Regions from separate parts of the Homo sapiens genome. Here region 1 is linked to region 2. A link is a loop called in an ENCODE intact Hi-C map of the cell type or tissue named here. Cell type or tissue: endothelial cell of umbilical vein. All regions are shown on one strand. Links, peaks and the distances in the headings refer to the core of each region. The heading gives the core; the rest is flanking DNA.

Evidence for each region. Peaks named below come from ENCODE experiments on the same cell type or tissue, not always from the same donor. Only the 100,000 strongest peaks of a DNase experiment are listed, where the experiment ranks them.
Region 1: a loop joins it to region 2, with 2.6 times the contacts of the local background. A loop is called at or near these places in 17 of 110 quality-filtered maps.

Annotation. Positions count from the first base shown.
Region 1 is chr19:34,922,001-34,930,583 of GRCh38, reverse strand. It overlaps ZNF30 (zinc finger protein 30), which reads right to left and starts at 3,681. Exons shown (of 5, transcript NM_194325.3): 1 at 3,368-3,681; 2 at 628-700. The coding sequence starts at 636. ZNF30-AS1 (ZNF30 antisense RNA 1) reads left to right here and starts at 3,758. Exons shown (of 3, transcript NR_110749.1): 1 at 3,758-3,855; 2 at 6,750-7,042; 3 at 7,533-7,569. In endothelial cell of umbilical vein, for the core only: no CTCF peak of the experiment used is centred there; a DNase peak (open chromatin) is centred at 3,663; H3K4me3 peaks cover 1,036 bases; H3K27me3 peaks cover 155 bases.
Region 2 is chr19:34,730,524-34,739,106 of GRCh38, reverse strand. It overlaps ZNF181 (zinc finger protein 181), which reads right to left and starts at 4,864. Exons shown (of 4, transcript NM_001029997.4): 1 at 4,061-4,864. The coding sequence starts at 4,069. RefSeq lists silencers at 4,622-4,681, 4,782-4,831, 7,537-7,747 and enhancers at 5,112-5,501, 5,222-5,739, 5,957-6,016. In endothelial cell of umbilical vein, for the core only: no CTCF peak of the experiment used is centred there; DNase peaks (open chromatin) are centred at 4,586, 4,926 and 5,186; H3K4me3 peaks cover 1,714 bases; H3K27ac peaks cover 1,211 bases.

The DNA.
Region 1 (8,583 bases), core at 443-8,442, 190 kb before region 2:
ACCTGGCCATTTGGCTGTTCTTGAGTTAGTGGATTAGGGTGAAAATGACTCAGAACCAAATGCATGTTGTCCAAGTCTGGCAGGTCCCATTCCATAACAAAATTGACCTTAGTATCACTCTCAGGCATCCCAAGAAGAACCATGATATCAATGTTTCACATCATAATCACATCCCCACTCAATCTTAAAAGCCTCATAGAGCATGTTATCTCATCATATTGAGACCAATCAATACAAAATTCCATCTTATCAGCTCTGTGGAAAACTTCAAATCTTCTGATGTGTGGCCAGATGAAGCCAACAGATCAAACTCATCAAACCACAGATGGATGTAGGAAGCTCAAATACTTCTGCCACGGGACTTCAATCCTCCACTGCTCTATCACAGCCTTTCAGCTAAGACTTACTATTTACCTGCTTCGTAACTTGCTCAATGAATTCATGAACACCGATTAGAAATGAGGACCTCGTAAGGAGGAAACGATACTTTGACATCATTCCGCCAAACAGAAGGAATCAAGTAGGCAATTAGATGGTACATTCTGATGAAGAATGCTTCAGGTCAATTAAGGAAAATAGCCACGTAATATAAAAATCCCCATATTTCAAGAAGAAACACCAACTTACATGGGCCATGCTTTGAGAATTGTAAGAACTGATCAGTCTTCACTGGGGTTCCTCTATCTGAGAAGTTCAAAAGCTAGAAAATCCAGAGAGGAGAAAAGGAGGCTTTAGTGTTCTCAATGACATACATTAATAAACCTTCCTGTCCCTTCATTTCAGCTTCCAAACTGTGCTACAAACACCCTCAAACAAAATTTGGAGAACAGTGGAATTCAAGCCCCAGTTAACTAAGCTGTACAGAGTTGATCGCAGAGGTGTGGCACTTCTTAAGGAAGGCAGAATCAGACACAAGCTTTCCCACCAGGCCCCCATTTTGGGAATGTTGATCTAGGTCTCAAATTGGGTTGCACAGTCTTCTCTTGAACAGATTCTCCTCACTCCATTCCCACGTTCTAAGCCTAAGAAAGAGTCCATATCACCCAATCCAGAGCTTCTTTAATGGTGACAGTATAAATCTGAGGTTGGTCAAGACACGGGAGGTAGAGAACATAGGAGAAAATGATCAGGCAGTTACTAATATGGCTCAGTTTTCTCATCACTAAAATAGTAATAGGAGTATCAGCTCCAACATGTGGTTGTCCTGAAGAATAAGAAAACCCACCCCAAAAGTTAATAGAATACTTGCTTAACATGAGTTGGCTCTTTTGTTTTGTTTTGTTTTGTTTTATTTTTTGAGACGGAGTCTCGCCCTGTCACCCAGGCTGGAGTGAGTGCAGTGGCGCCATCTTGGCTCACGGCAACCTACGCCACCCAGATTCAAGTGATTCTCCTGCCTCTGCCTCCCTCCCGAGTAGCTAGGACTACAGGCGCATAGTCACGCCCAGCTAAGTTTTGTATTTTTAGTAGAGACGGAATTTCACCATGTTGGCCAGGATGGTCTCCATCTCCTGACTTCGTGATCCGCCCGCCTCAGCCTCCCAAAGTGCTGGGATTACAGGCGTGAGCCACCGCGCGCAGCCGAGTTAGCTCTTACTATGGTAGCTCCCTCTTATCCACAGGGGGGAGATACACTCTAAGATCCTCAGTAGATGTCTGACGGAACCCCATATATACTATGTTTTTTCTTATACATACACACCTATGATTAAGTTTAATTTATAAATTAGGCACCATAAGAGATTTTTATTTTTCTGTTTGTTTGTTTGTTTGAGACAGGGTCTCACTCTGTTGCCCAGGCTGGAGTGCAGTGGTGTGATCTTGGCTCACTGCAACCTCCACCTCCTGGGAGCCTCCCAAGTAGCTGGGATTACAGGTGCCCACCACCACGCCTGGCTAATTTTTGTATTTTTACTAGAGACAGGGTTTCACCATGTTGGCCAGGCTGGTCTCGAACTCCTGACCTCAATTGATCCACCCATCTCAGTATCCCAAAGTGCTGGGATTACAGGCGTGAGCCACCGCACCCGGCCACCATAATTGAGTAATAGCAATAACTAATAATAAAATAGAACAACTATAATAGCATACTGTAATAAAAGTTATGTGAACATGGCCCCTCTCTCTCAAAATATCTTATTGTACCAAAATCACCTATTTTCAGATCATGGTTGACTGAGGGTAACAAAGTGAAGAAAGTGAAACTGCCGATTAAGGGGGCACTACTGCATTGGAGTTATTACGTAAACATTATACATCCTTTATTTCATTTTAATTAAACACTTGTTTCCACTTAATTTAATTTATGTATCTATCTATCTATCTATCTATATATATATATATATATATATATATATATATATTTTTTTTTTTTTAGAGAAGGGATCTCGCTCTGTCGCCCAGGCTGGATTGCGGTGGTGCCATCTCCACTCACTGCAACCTCCGCCGCCTCCCAGCTTCAAGCACTTCTCCCACCTCCGCCTCTCAAGTAGCTGTGACTACAAGCGCACGCCACCATGCCTGGCTAATTTTTATATTTTTAGTAGAGACGGGGTTTCACCATGTTGCCATGTTGGTGGTCTCGAACTCCTGAGCTCAGGCAATCCACCCGCCTCAGCTTCCCAAAGTGCTGGGATTACAGGCATGAGCCATGGCACCCGACCTGTTTCCACTTTTTACTTAAAACGTAAGTTTCTCTGGCATGCTTTCTTTTAATTCTAACTAAAAAATTAAGAGCAACTCTTCTTTAAAAACAAACAAATAAAAAACCAACAGAAAAGATTCTCTGACATTTCAATTTCCTCTGTCCCCTAGCAGCTAGAGAGAGAGAGCTACTGCTGTGGGATAATGCAAAATTGAAGAACCTTAAGAAAAAGCTGGGTCCTATTTCTGTGCAATATGGAGATTGATGGAAATGTTTACAGCTGTCATCTTGCTCTCCTTTCTTACATAATTTTGTCATTAGTTAAGTAATCTGCACAACAGATCCTTTGAAGTCCTTTTCCCTGCACTGATAATTTTCAGATGACATTGCTCTCATCTTTAAAAGGTGTAAATACTTTATACAGTTTTTTCCAAACAAGAAGAGGCTTCCTGGCAATCCCATTTCTTCCCGCTGCATGCAAAAGGTATCATAACTATCGTTTCCTTTTTAAACTGAGAGTTGAAGAGTCTTTTGCTCCTTTACATAAATCAATTACAGTGATTTTATCCAAAATAGTAACAAATATTAATAGCTCAGGTTCGCATGGAGGCCATGCACCCAGTCTTCGCGGATGCACACCGGCCCCGGCCGACGCACCCTCCCTGCCCTGCCGCTCCCGCACTCGCCGGCCCGGGATCCTCGCCCGGTCCACCCAACGCTCACGCATGTCTCAGTCCGGGTTCCGCGCCGACACAGGTCTGCAGAGCTCCCGGTGCTGTGTTCGTTTGCAGAAATTCAAGTTGCCCGGCGGGGCTGCTCCAACCTCGGAGCTGGGCGCTGACTTCTCCCTCGATGAACTCCAAAGCTCGCTGCCGGGTCAACGACCACAATGAACTGGCGAGGAGGCAGAGATTGAGGTCGTTCCAGTGGCCGCTGAGAAATGTAGTTTCAGGCTACATTGGCCGGATAGCTGCAGCCTCTGGGAAATGCAGTCCTGAGCCGTCACACCGCCGAGCATGCCCGGCGCAGTCCACAAGGCCGCCCACCGGCGCCCGGAGACTTCTGGGCGCTCCCGTCCGGCTGAGAATGCGCAGGCGCAGGCGCTCGAGTTGCTGGGAGCCATAGACCTCGAAGCTGGGGCGTCTGACACCTGAGGCCCGAAGTAGGTGGCCAGCTTCTTAGAGGGCCAACCCAGGGCATTAACACACCAGGTCAGAAAAAGCAAAAACAAAAACAAACAAAAAATGATAATCTATACCAAAATATGTTATTACTTTAACACAAAAATATGAAAACTAGGTGTTTGAAATTATCTTTCCGTACTGTTTGCTTTTCGCTACAGAAATGCTATTATTTAACAGAATATTAATAGGATTAATAGTGGCAATTAGACTAATCACGTGTGAGAAAAATATATTTCTGTCCTCTGATACAGGAATTTTAAGTTTCTATTAAATATTTAAATTTTGTGGGTTCTATCTAAGATGCTAAATGTAAGACCTTTTAAAAGGAGAATGTAAATAAGGCTAATCAAACAGATATTAACTATATGTAATAGGCATTTATCTTTCTGTCCCATCATACGTTTAGGAGATATTTACTCTTTCTGGTTCCTTTTCCAGTAACACCTCTCTGTATTAGCTGCCTGTAGCCTTTATGGCATTCTTCTTTTGGTTTATGTAATGCTAAAACTGAATACAGGCAAACGTGAAATTCACCTTGACTGTCAGCTCCGCTTTTTGTTTGTTTTGTTTTTGTTTTGTTTTGAGACAGGGTCTCCCTCTGTCGCTCAGACTGGAATGCAGTGGCGCTATCTCGGCTTACTGTAACCTCTGCCTCCCAGGTTCAAGTGATTCTCCCACCTCGGCCTCCAGAGTAGCTGAGACTACAGGGGCGCGCCACTACACCTGGCTAATTTTTGTATATTTTTTGTAGAAATGGGGTTTTGCCATCTTGCCCAGGCTAGTCTCGAACTCCTGGGCTCAAGCGATCCACCCGCCTCAGCCTCCCAAAGTGCTGGGATGACAGGGTGAGCCACCGCGGCCAGCCGAGCTCTGTTCTTATTAAGCCCACATTACAGTGATTCCTGGAGTCAGTCCAGGGTGATGACATTGATAAGGAGGTGGGGAAGGGGAGTGCTGGGGAGGGAAGGGCGGGGTCCCTTTAAATGATATGGAAGGGGGAAAGGGAGGTGCTGGGTACAGGAGGGTGTGGTCCCTGGCTAGGGCTCCACCCCTGGCCCTGTGCCAACTGACCTAGGTGAGGGCAGGCATTTTTGTTTTCCTGCCCAAATGTTGCGTTTCCCAAGACCACCCTGGCCTGCCACGCCCCCATCCTGTTCCCGCCCCCATCCTGTCCCTATAAATACTCTGAGACCCTAGCAAGCAGACACACAAGCCGCTGGACATCCAGAGGAACATGTTGGCGGAAGAAGACATGACAGACGCTGGCACGCGGGCAGGCCACCCACCAGAAGGACGCGGAGTTTGGCTGGGGCAGTCCAAGGAGAGCCGGTGCTGCGGAGCAGCCCGATTCCAGGGGAAAACCATTTCCCTTCTGGCTCCCCCAACTGTTGAGAGCTACTTCCACTCAAAACCCTGCAGTCATCCTCCAAGCCCATGTGTGATCTGATTCTTCTGGTACACCAAGACAGGAACCCCGGGATATGAAAGCCCTCTGTCCTTGCGATAACGCAGGGATCTAATTGAATTGACTAACATAAGCCGCCTGCGGACAGCTAAAGAGCATCCTGTAACACGCCCACTGGGGCTTCAGCTATAAACATTCACCCCTAGACACTGCCATGGGGTCAGAGCCCCACAGCCCGCCCGTCTGTATACTCCCCTGGAGGTTTGAGCAGCGGGACACTGAAGAAGCGAGCCACACCCCCATCGCACGCCCTGCCAGGGGGACAAGGGAACTTTTCTCTTATCAACATCAACCTAAGTAGCCTCGCATCAAAAGCATTTGACTGTCAATAGTTAGGATTTTCCCTACCAGCAGTAGCAAGTTTTTAGCCTTATTGGAATTAGTTTCCAGCTCTGCAAAAATGTTCATCTGCTTTGTAACTCCAGGCTTTTTTGGTAGAGCAGCTGTTTGTTGACCAGTCGCTTTGCCTCTGTAAGTTCACCATATAGGCTATTCATGTCTAAAGTGTTCATTTTCAAACCCTCTGAAACTCATTGGGTATCTATTACAATGTCTGAAGACAAATATTTCATTAACAAATAAGAAGGTGATAGACCTGGAGTGAGAATCCACCCAATTCATGTCAATCGGAGACAAATTTGCAATATCCTGTGATTCCTGAACTGGCTGTGGTCACTGATCACTTCTGTCCTGGAGGAACTAGAGACATTCAAGACAAATAAGGACTCATCTAGTCCCCTGATTAAAGGACTTTTCATAGAGGCTGCATTAAGGGCCAAATTATGTACAATGTGCTCTCTGAGATGGGGATGTGTAAATAGCCGTCAAAATGTCATCTGGGCAGAAATTTGTTTGGGAGGATAAATTTATGTTCAGGGGTGAGGGGTGAATACAATAGAAATTTGTATTTTGCAGAGGGAAATGTGGGTTCCATGGTGGGTAGAAATAAAATAGATTAGTAGAATACTTAGAATGTCAAAGAAATTTTTAAATCATAGGGTTTTTTTTTTGAGAAAATTTTTGAAATGATTTTGAAATGATTTATTCAAAAAGTGCCCCTCAAAAGTGATCACTCCATAGATGACAGCTAAGGATCGCAATCTTACTGCTATGCCCTTGTGTTTTGAGTGAAGACTTGTGTGACTATAGTGAGGGTCTAGGTGTTTAATCGTCAGAGGTAAATTGGAGATTTCAGATGAGGCTGTCTCATGGAAGAGGGAGGAAGGATACTCACAAACCCTACAGCTGGAATCTGAGCATCCAGTGGAAAATGACAGTCCCTGATCCCTCAGGAAACTTTCTCTGGCCACTGTCAGTGATGTTCTAATCTAGGAGAGCAGAACTTTCCCCCTTATAATGTTTCTCACTGCATTTCCTGAAATATATTTCGTCTAAGTTCCATACGTTTATCTGAAAAGAATAACCACTTACCAAATTGTGTTTCCAACTAGGATAGTGGCCGCAGTTGTATTATCTTGTGCATTTGTCAAGAGAGGTCATCCGAACGCTGAGATAAAGGCTTGGGATTCCATTGTCTCATCTCTTTCTGGGAGTGATTTTCCTCTCATCTGGAAGTGCAGAGACAGAGTCTTCATAGGGAACTGAGATTACCTCCAAAAAACATTTGTGAAGTGAGCAATTCCTAGAAGGCTGTTAATGTTGATTAATGAAATTATACAAAAAGAATCATAAGATAGCTGGAGAAGAAAATTATCTGTGATGCCTGGAAAAGATACGTCCCAGTGGGAGGTAAGTACAGAATCCTGAGTTCTGAGATGTGAGGAATTCAGTTGAGGTAATGGTTCTACTATAATTGTGGCTACCATTAAATTTTTGTTTCTTCAAATTATGATTTATTTCTCTTCCTGATAACATTGAACAATCATAAATGTGGAGGGAAAGGAATCATTGAGGGTTGATTTAGAGAGAGTAAACAGGTGTAAAGCCATGGTTCCTGTGTGTTTTAACAAATACTAACTGAGCACCCGCCCTGTTGCAGATGCATTTCTAGATGTGTGAACAAAGAAATTTATCTACCTTAATTTGAATTGAGAGAAGCAGACAATAAATAATAAAGGAAATGTTATAAGTTACATAGTGACTTATAAGGTGTTATAAGTTATGTAACCTATGTTACATATATGTAACTTATGCTATAAGTTATGTTATAAGTTATGTTATATACAATATAACATAACAAGTTATGTTATATATGTTATGTTATAACTTATGTTGACAGTCCTCAGAAGGTCTCCCTCTCCCTCTCCCGTCTCCCTCTCCCTCTCTTTCCACGGTCTCCCTCTGATGCCGAGCCGAAGCTGGACTGTACTGCTGCCATCTCGGCTCACTGCAACCTCCCTGCCTGATTCTCCTGCCTCAGCCTGCCGAGTGCCTGCGATTGCAGGTGCGTGCCGCCATGCCTGACTGGTTTTCGTATTTTTTTGGTGGAGACGGGGTTTCGCTGTGTTGGCTGGGCTGGTCTCCAGCTCCTAACCGCGAGTGATCCGCCAGCCTCGGCCTCCCGAGGTGCCGGGATTGCAGACGGAGTCTCGTTCACTCAGTGCTCAATGGTGCCCAGGCTGGAGTGCAGTGGCGTGATCTCGGCTCGCTACAACCTCCACCTCCCAGCCACCTGCCTTGGCCTCCCAAAGTGCCGAGATTGCAGCCTCTGCCCGGCCGCCACCCCGTCTGGGAAGTGAGGAGCGTCTCTGCCTGGCCGCCCATCGTCTGGGATGTGAGGAGCCCCTCTGCCCGGCCGCCCATCATCTGGGATGTGAGGAGCCCCTCTGCCCGGCTGCCCAGTCTGGAAAGTGAGGAGCGTCTCTGCCCGGCCGCCATCCCATCTAGGAAGTGAGGAGCGCCTCTTCCCGGCCGCCATCCCATCTAGGAAGTGAGGAGTGTCTCTGCCCGGCTGCCCATCGTCTGAGATGTGGGGAGCGCCTCTGCCCTGCCGCCCCGTCCGGGATGTGAGGAGCGTCTCTGCCCGGCCGCCCCGTCTGAGAAGTGAGGAGACCCTCTGCCTGGCAACCGCCCCGTCTGAAAAGTGAGGAGCCCCTCCGCCCGGCAGCCGCCCCGTCTGAGAAGTGAGGAGCCCCTCCGCCCGGCAGCCACCCCGTCTGGGAAGTGAGGAGCGTCTCCGCCTGGCAGCCACCCCGTCCGGGAGGGAGGTGGGGGGGGTCAGTCCCCCGCCCGGCCAGCCGCCCCGTCCGGGAGGGAGGTGGGGGGGTCAGCCCCCTGCCCGGCCAGCCGCCCCATCCGGGAGGTGAGGGGCGCCTCTGCCCGGCCGCCCC
Region 2 (8,583 bases), core at 257-8,256:
CTCTTCTGTCACTGAAGAAAGGGTAAAATTAGCCTGGTTGTGGGAGAAATGGAACAAGATTCAGGAGTTGTGGCAATGATTGGGAATGTGATCTCAGTTAAGTAATAATAGGACAGTTATGTAGTTGGAATTACTATACAATAAGGGGGACAGTTATGTGCTTAGAATTATTATACAATAAAGGTGAGAAACAAATATGAGAGCTTTGCTTCAGTAGAGTTAATTTTGCTAAAAGTTACAGAAATACATGAATTTTTAAAAATCAGCATTTGACATTTGACAGCACAGAGTCAAGTATTTAGTTATATCTTTTACAGCTTAACTGCTAGGTAAGTAATTAAAAAATGAGGGTAAAGTGATTGTCTCTCAAATGGGATACTCAGGATGATCCACTAAGGCTCACAAAAAATGGGCAGCTGGGTGTGGTGGCTCACACCTGTAATCCCAACTACTTGGGAGGCTGAGGCAGGAGAATGGCTTGAACCCAAGAGGCGGAGGTTGCGCCACTGCACTCCAGCCTGGGTAATAGAACAAGACTCTGTCTCAAAAAAAAAAACAAAAACAAAAAAAAAACCTTTATATTAAAGACTAATAGACATACACTGTTATGGTTTGATTGTGACCCCCAAAACGCGTGTATTGAACTTAATCGCCGCTGTAACAGTTTTGAGAGGTGAGACCTTAGGAGATGATTAGGCCTTGAGGGCTCTGCCCTCATGAATGGATTAATGTCATCATCATTAGGAGTGACTTCCTTATTTAAAAAATGAGTTTGGGCCCCTTTTTGGTTCTCTCTCTTCTCTTCGCCCTTCCACCATAAAAGGACACAGCAAGAAGGCCCTTGCTGGATGCCTGCCCCTTGATCTTGGACTTCCCAGGCTCCAAAACCATGAGAAGTCAATTTCTATTACTCAGTCTGTGGTATTCTGTTATAGCAGCACCAATGGACTAAAATATACACATAACTGATTCATAAACAAAAAAGAAAAATATATTTATGGTGTATACTTAAACTTTGTACTGATAGACAATTATTAAAATATGAGACCCCTGGGTGAAAAGACTGAAGGATGGTTTCATGCCATAGATCAGGGGTCCCTAATCCCCTGATGGTTAGGGGTACATAACCACTGGTACCAGTCTGTGGCCTGTTAGAAATCAGGCCACAGAGCAGGAGATGAGTGGCAGGCAAATGACTTTTATCACCTGAGCCCTGCCTCCTGTCAGATCAGCTATGGCATTAGACTCTCATAGGAGCGCAATCCCTACTGTGAAGTGCGCATGCAAGGGATTAAGGTTGCACGCCCCTTATGTGAATTGAACTAATGCCTGATGATCTGAGGTGAAACAGTTTCACCCCCAAACCACCACCTCCTGCTTCTGTGGAAAAACTGTCTTCCACAAAACCGATCCCTGGTGCCAAAAAGGTTGGGCACCACTGCCTTAGATAGTCCTTAAATAAGACCTGAAAGTAAAGGGAAAAAAATAAAGGGGTACGTTTCAAAGAAAATAAGGAAATGTTCACAGATGTGGCTTAGAAATTCCTTTCAATAGTACTCATTTCACAATATTACTTTTTAGTAAAACTTTGGAAGCTTAAATATTCAATAATAGTTTATTGGCTAGTCAAATTATAATATGTACAAAAAATACATCTATTTAATACAGCATTATTACTGTCTTTGATTTGTGAAACAGACTGCTTGCCTGTGGTAATTTTTTAGCTCTGAGAGTTAATTCAGCATTGTATTACATTATTTGGATATTTTGCATGCATGTTCACCAGTGATACTCGTCTTTGGTTTTAAAGGCAGAATTTATTTTTGCCAGGTGTTGGGAAAATAATTAAAATTCAAATCTCCTGCCAATGGCAGAAAATCCTCTCCACAAATGTAGAAAAAAAGAACACAGTTTTATTACTTAATAATCACTAAATCAACTGTGATGCACTTCACAGGCAATCCACTAATGAGATTAAAAGGACAGGAAGAAATCTCTTTTTTATAGCCAAGCAGATACAATCCAATACATACATTTTCCAAATAATCAAGTAAGACCTTACAGTTCAATTTGCTACACATAATTTATCCTAAATTCACCTGTTAATTGGAGTTGCCACTGTGTTAGTTAATTCCCTTTATCCCAAATCAAAAAAACATTTCTCATAGCTTTATGATGAACAGGTTATTACAAGTTAGAGCCAGGGATGCTTCCTTCTTCCCCTTCAGTTGTCTGGGCAGCCTGGGGTGTTCACTCATCTCTGTCCCCAAAAGAACATAGCCTATCTGTCCTGGCATTTATTTTAATTTCTTATGCTTTCTTACTTTTCTACCAGTGCTGCAATCCTCAATACAGTAGCCACTAGGCAATTTGGCTACATACATTTAAATTAATTAAAATGTAAAAATAAAATAAGTAAAGTTTAAAATTCAGTTTCTCAGTTGCTTAAGCCACAGTTCAAGTACTCAATAGTCATACAGGGCTGGTGGCTACTGTACTGACCAGTACACATGCAGAGCACTTCCACCACTGCAGAAAGTTCTCTTAGACAATACTGCACTAGATCATGAAGTCCTGTGTGTCAGTGTACACCAAAATCCATGTACAACTTTTCCTAACAGATACTTCCTAAGTGTTTAGAAGATGAACCAATGAATGATTTTGGCATTAGTTCACTTTAGCTGTTACTTTTTTCTTGCTCTGCCGCCAGGCTGGAGTGCAGTGACATAATCATAGCTCACTGCAGCCGCACACCACAGGGTTCAAGAAATTTTCTCAACTCATCACCCTCCCGAATAGCTGGAAAAACAGGCATGTACCACCACACCAGTTTTTCAATTCTAATTATCTAACTTCTCCAAGAAAACAGACTTCACCCAACATGTACATCTGCTACTCACATCCCCTCCTATGCAAGCTTCACCTTCCATGCCATGATTCTGCCCCACCAGTTCGTCATTACTCATCTTATTCACTCCACAATTACTTACTAAGCATCTATTTGGTGCCAGGTAACCCTCTGGGTACTGAAGCTATAACAGACAACAAAAAAGAAAAAAGATTCCTCCCACCAGGAACAGACAATGAGCATGTGCATATACTGAACATACAGTACATCAGCTAGTGAGTGACACACACTGTGGAAAACAACAAAGCAGTGATGGAGGAGTGGAAGTGCTAGGCGAGGGAAGGTGACTGCGATTGCAAATAGCCATTCAGGGAAGCTTTTCTGAGAAAGTAACCACGGAACAAACACACGAAGAAGATAAGGATGCAAGTTTGTGCGTATGTGGGGGAAGAATATTCCACGTCGATGGCACAGCAACTAGTGACAGTGGCTAGAGCTCACAGGAATGAGGAGGCAGAGAAGGAAGGTGGGATCAGAAAGGTAATGGCCTAATTGTACAAATAGGTCATTGCAGAAGTGACTCAGTTAGAGCCACTGAAAAATTATAGGTTGAGGAATGACAGGAATTTATGTAACAATAGGACCACGGTCACAGCTGTACTGAGAACAGACTGATGAGGGTTAAGGGCAGATGCAGGGAATCCAGCTAGGAGGCTACCGCAATAATCCAGGTGGCTTTATTGCTATCACTACCGGGGTGGTAGTGGTGGTGGTAGTGCTGGGGTAACTAATGGTCAGATTCTGTATACAGTGTATAGCTTAGCTCCAACTAGAGGATCTGAATATAGGTATAAGTCAAAGGGAAGAATCAAGGATGACTGCAAGCATCTCTTCACTTGAGACCACATGGTACAGTTTTGACAACCATAAACCGAATAACCTTACATTCCAAAGTTGCATTGTGAATTACAGTTTTAAAATGTTGGCAAGACTAGAAAGTCTTCTAGCAGAAAACTGTAGAAAAGAGGAACACTGGGTGAGGAGGATAATACCTTGGAGCTCTCCTGTGGGCTCCGTCCTTCCTATACTGAAAGGAACCATGGATCCAGTCCCTTAAATGGACTTGGTTAGGTGGGAACAGGCAGGAGAAGCAAAGCAAACACACAGTCCTGATAAAGTGTTTCAGGAAGATTTGCGGACACACCGACCTACCTGAGGCATTACTCTGCAATTTCCAACAGCCAACAGAGTCCTCTTTCCAGGCTCTTATCTTAGAGATGGGCAGTGTCCTGAGGGCACAGAAGGGCAGGAAAAAGCAGTCATGAAAAATCAGGCTTATCTTGCGGCACCTGTGACACACCATAATGGAAAGGCACACTGGTAATCACTCTCCAGGGCGCCAATCTCTCCCTGGGAACTAACAGGGTGTTTCTCCGCAAGGGCTAACCATTTACCAGGTGCCACCTGCGAGGAAAATCAATTACTCTGTAAATAAAATCCTCATAAAACAATGGTAAAAACTTTATCAGCTCGTTCAGTCTTCACCACTATGCACGGTGTGCGTTCACATTTTTCCAGATCTATTTTTTAAACGATGACAAAACTGAAATTCCAAGATACTGAACCCATTTGTTCAAGGTTACACAACTGTAGAGCGCCGGCTTCATGACGACATAACCCAAAGACAACTGTGGCTGGCGTCTAACCACGCGCCCACTTCACTCTCACAACAGCGCCAAGAGGTCGGCGCCGTCATCACCCCGCGTTTACATAGGAGGACATGAAGGCCAGGAAAACCAAGGCACCGGCCGGGGTCACACCGCGGGGCAGACCCAGGGCCTGAGCCCCGCCGCCGCCCCCGGGACTCATACTGGCCGGAGTCCTCAGCAGGGCCTCACCGTCCCCGCAGGCGCCCCGCGTCGCTGGTGAGCGGGCAACGGCCGCCGACCTCTGGGGACGACACTGCCCAGAATCGTCCCGGAGCCTGGGAGTCGCCGTCAGGCCTGAGGCTACAGCGGGGCGGACCCAGTGCGCCGCCCACAGCCGATCGACATTTCCCAGAATCATCCGCGCAGGGGACAAAATTCCAGGCGCAACGAACCGCAGGTACCGGAAGACCACACTTCCCAGGAGTCTCTGCGGCCGCGCGGACCTGGGGCGCCGCGGGCAAACAGATCTCGGTTTCCTAAAAAACTAAACCGCCTGGGGCTGTCGTCCCAGAGCCCGGCAGTTAGGACCATGCGGGAAGTGTCCTGGGGCATATAGTCATACTGATGAGGTGAAAGATACACCTCGGAACCAAGGGCCACCCTCTACTTTTAAGGACAATGGCGCCGGGACCAAGAAACTACACTTCCCAGAAAACCGTGCGGCCGTGGCAAACTCTTCTGGGTCTAGCGTGCGCTCACACTAATGTTTATCTCCCGGGACGTGGGCAGACCTTGTACCAGGCGAGCTCTCGCCTTTGCTAGCAAAAGAGCTCCTCTCTTCCCAAACCCTGCTACTACGCTGTCCACCCTGTATGGTCTTTGAGGTCTTTGAGGTTTTTTTGGAATTCACTTGCTGGAGACTACAGCTCACAGAACGCCCTGGGCTGGATTGTGCCAGCTGTAGTTCGCGAACCAAGGACATTTCCTGGAAATGCATGCGGCCACGTATCTGTGACAGAAATGGCAGTTCTCACGTGCGTTACGCCCCCTGGAAGGACTTGGAAATACGGAACTTGAGTGAGCACTGAGAGGACACAGACCCTCATCCTGGGAGGAGTCACTCCTCCCGCAGCCATCAGAGCCTGACAACCGCTTCTCACCAGAGGCGCTTCTTAGACCCTGACCTTGCCCGGCTCACCCAAAGGGGCAATGGCCTTCTTTGTATGCAAGCCAGACAGTCTACTGTTGTATATTTGAATTTTTTACTTTATTTTTAATATTTTAATTAAATTTTAATTTAATGCTGCCTCTACCTCTGAGAGAGACAGGGAGAGATGGGGGAGGCCTGGAGTGGGGGCCCTGCGGGGCAGGGACAGGGGACCCTTCCTCACTTTGCACAATCTGGGAACCCTCCCCAAGCGGAACAGCCAGCTGCAGTGGAAAAGCACTGGCTTAGTGGGCTTCGTCCTGGGGACGAAGGCTGGGAGACTGCAGCTGAAAGGTGTGGGCTCCAGGAGGGCCGCAGGGGGCCTAGCAGCAGCGTCAGGGAGCAGAAGTCCGCCCTCCCTCCATCTTCCTTCCTTCTCTGGCCGCCAGAGCGCTCTGTCTCCCTCCCACGCCCACAGCTACAGGTGGAGCCGGCTTGGGGCGGGGGGGGGGTCCTCCTAGGGCGAAGAGGGCCAGGAGCCTTCCTGAGGACCTGAGGCTCCTCTGGGCCTCCCAGGGCTGGGCCTGTGATCTGATCTGCTTTGCCCTGGGAGGGACGTGCTCAGTGGTGGGGTTTGTGTAGCTGTCACTCATTCACCTGCCTGTGCTCAGCCACTCACCTGCTACTCCCATTGGCACCCACCCAGTACACATGTGGGTCGTCAGCTGCCATCAGGAGTAGTTCCTGCCTGTGTCACACACACCCATCCCACCCACCACACTGCAGGTTACAGGATTGCCCCACAAGCGCCACCATGCCTGCCTGAGGTTACCTGGCACACAAGTATCCTCACCTGCATGACATGACCAGATCGTGCACTTTCTATGCCAGGACCAGGGCCAGGGCAAGCTTGCACCTTCAGCCTTGGGGACACTGGGGGTGGTGGTGGCTGGAGGCCAGGGAAGTCACCAGGCTGGAGACATCATCTACCTCCAGGAGAGGGTTGATATCAGACATCTCCCATGCACCACTTTGAGCTATCTCAGCGTCACCTGGGACTCTGGCTGGCACTGTGACCAGCAGTTCCATGAAGGTTTAGACCACCTCTAGGCTTAGGAAGGGCCTCCCTTGCCATCAGCGTGGTCCAGGCTGCACGCCTGGTGACCAAGGGCTCTGGGCAGCAGATGCAGCCAGCCAGAGTGTTGGGGTGAGGGGCCTGGGCACAGGAGGGACGTGAGGCCTTCCCTGCACCCCCATGACCACCATTTCAGAGGGAGGACAGCAATTGTTTGGGTTTGTCCTGTGAGCGGTGGCAGAGGGCAGGGCCCAGGGCAGGTCCAGGGCCAGACAGGCATCCCATGCTACAGCCTCGGGGCCACGAGGGCACATGATGGGGTCGGTGTGAGGGCATCCCCTGTGCCAAATACCTGGGCAGGAGGTGCCCTGGGGTTGGTGGGTGGGTCAGGGCATTTGCAGGATTTCTGGTTTCTGTTGGAGTTGTATGTCCTGGAGAATGGAGGGAAGAGAGAAAGGGTGAAGAGAAGGGGGAAACGACCCCTGCTGCTTCCTGGCCTCTAAGTAGGGGGTGATGGGTGGTTGGTGAGTGGCAGAGGGGTCAGCGGGAGCTTCAAGGCTGAGCCAGGGAAGCGGAGGCAGCAGGGATGCAGACCTTGCCTGAGGCTGGCTCGGGGCTGGGGCTTCTTAGAGGTCAGGGCCCTAGAGCTCCCGGACAGGGAGTCTGCAGGAACAGTGACACAGCACATGACACAGCACAACTCAACACAACACAACCTGGCACAGCAGAGCAGCGTGCTGTGCACTGGGCTGCAGGAGAACACGGAGTGGGGTCTGTAGGGTCCCAGGAGTCATGGAGCAAACTGACCTGAGCCGTGTCCCTCAGTCAAGGCACAGGCACCTGGCCTTCAGCCAGCTTCCTTGTGACAGCCCCATGCCCTGGTGTCCCTGGGGCTGAGACAGGGCTGGGGCTGCTGTCCAAGGTGAGGTCTGACTAATCCCCTGCCTCTAACCCCCAGTTGTTTTGGGAACTTGAGTATCTTCTAAGAGACCCAGTGGTGCTGATGGGATTTCTGGTCACCTCAACCAGGGCCCCTGCCCACCTGGCCACACTGGCTCCTACTCAAATCTGACCTTAGGGCTTGCGTGGCCTCTGCTTACTGAGCCCTGTGGTTCTCTGCCAGGCACCATTGGCCCTGCGGCCAGGCTGACACCTGGAGAATGGCCTGTCCCCAAAGCCTGCACTCCTCCCAGCTCACCCGCTTTGCTTTTCTCCCACACTGGGAGGTGGGAGCCAGGTTGACACTGGAGGAGGAGCTCCCTCAACTCTGGCTTCACTTTAGAGTTCTGGGCAGAGTTTTGGGAGATGAGATTTCCTGGAGAGGGGCTGGAGCTCGAGAGCCTGCTGAGCGGGGAGTGGTCCCATAGCAGAGAGACCCATGGTGGAGGGGCGGGGTGGGTGGGGAGGACAGCCTGGCTGTGGAGGAGCTGGGGCAGGCAGGTTACACGGGTGCAGCTCACACTCCCTCCTTTTCCCCGCTGTCCTCTCCTGTCTCTTCCTCCTTGCCCTATTCTTTCCTTCTTTTCTGGATACGCTTCATCCGGATTCAAAAGGATAGCTTTTGATATTTCACCATTAAATAGGAAGTTTAATTTAGGAATTTTTGGTAGATGCTTTGTTAGATTAAGGATATATTATTCTATTTCTATTTTATTTTTTTAATTTCTTTTTTTTTTTTTTTTGAGACAGAGTCTCTCTCTGTCTCCTAGGCTGGAGTGCAGTGGCACGATCTCAGCTCACTCCAACCTGTGCCTCCTGGGTTCAAGTGAGTCTCCTTTCTCAGCCTGTGGAGTAGCTGGGACTACCATCACACACCACCACGCCTGGCTAATTTTTGTATTTTCAGTAGAGGCGGGATTTCACC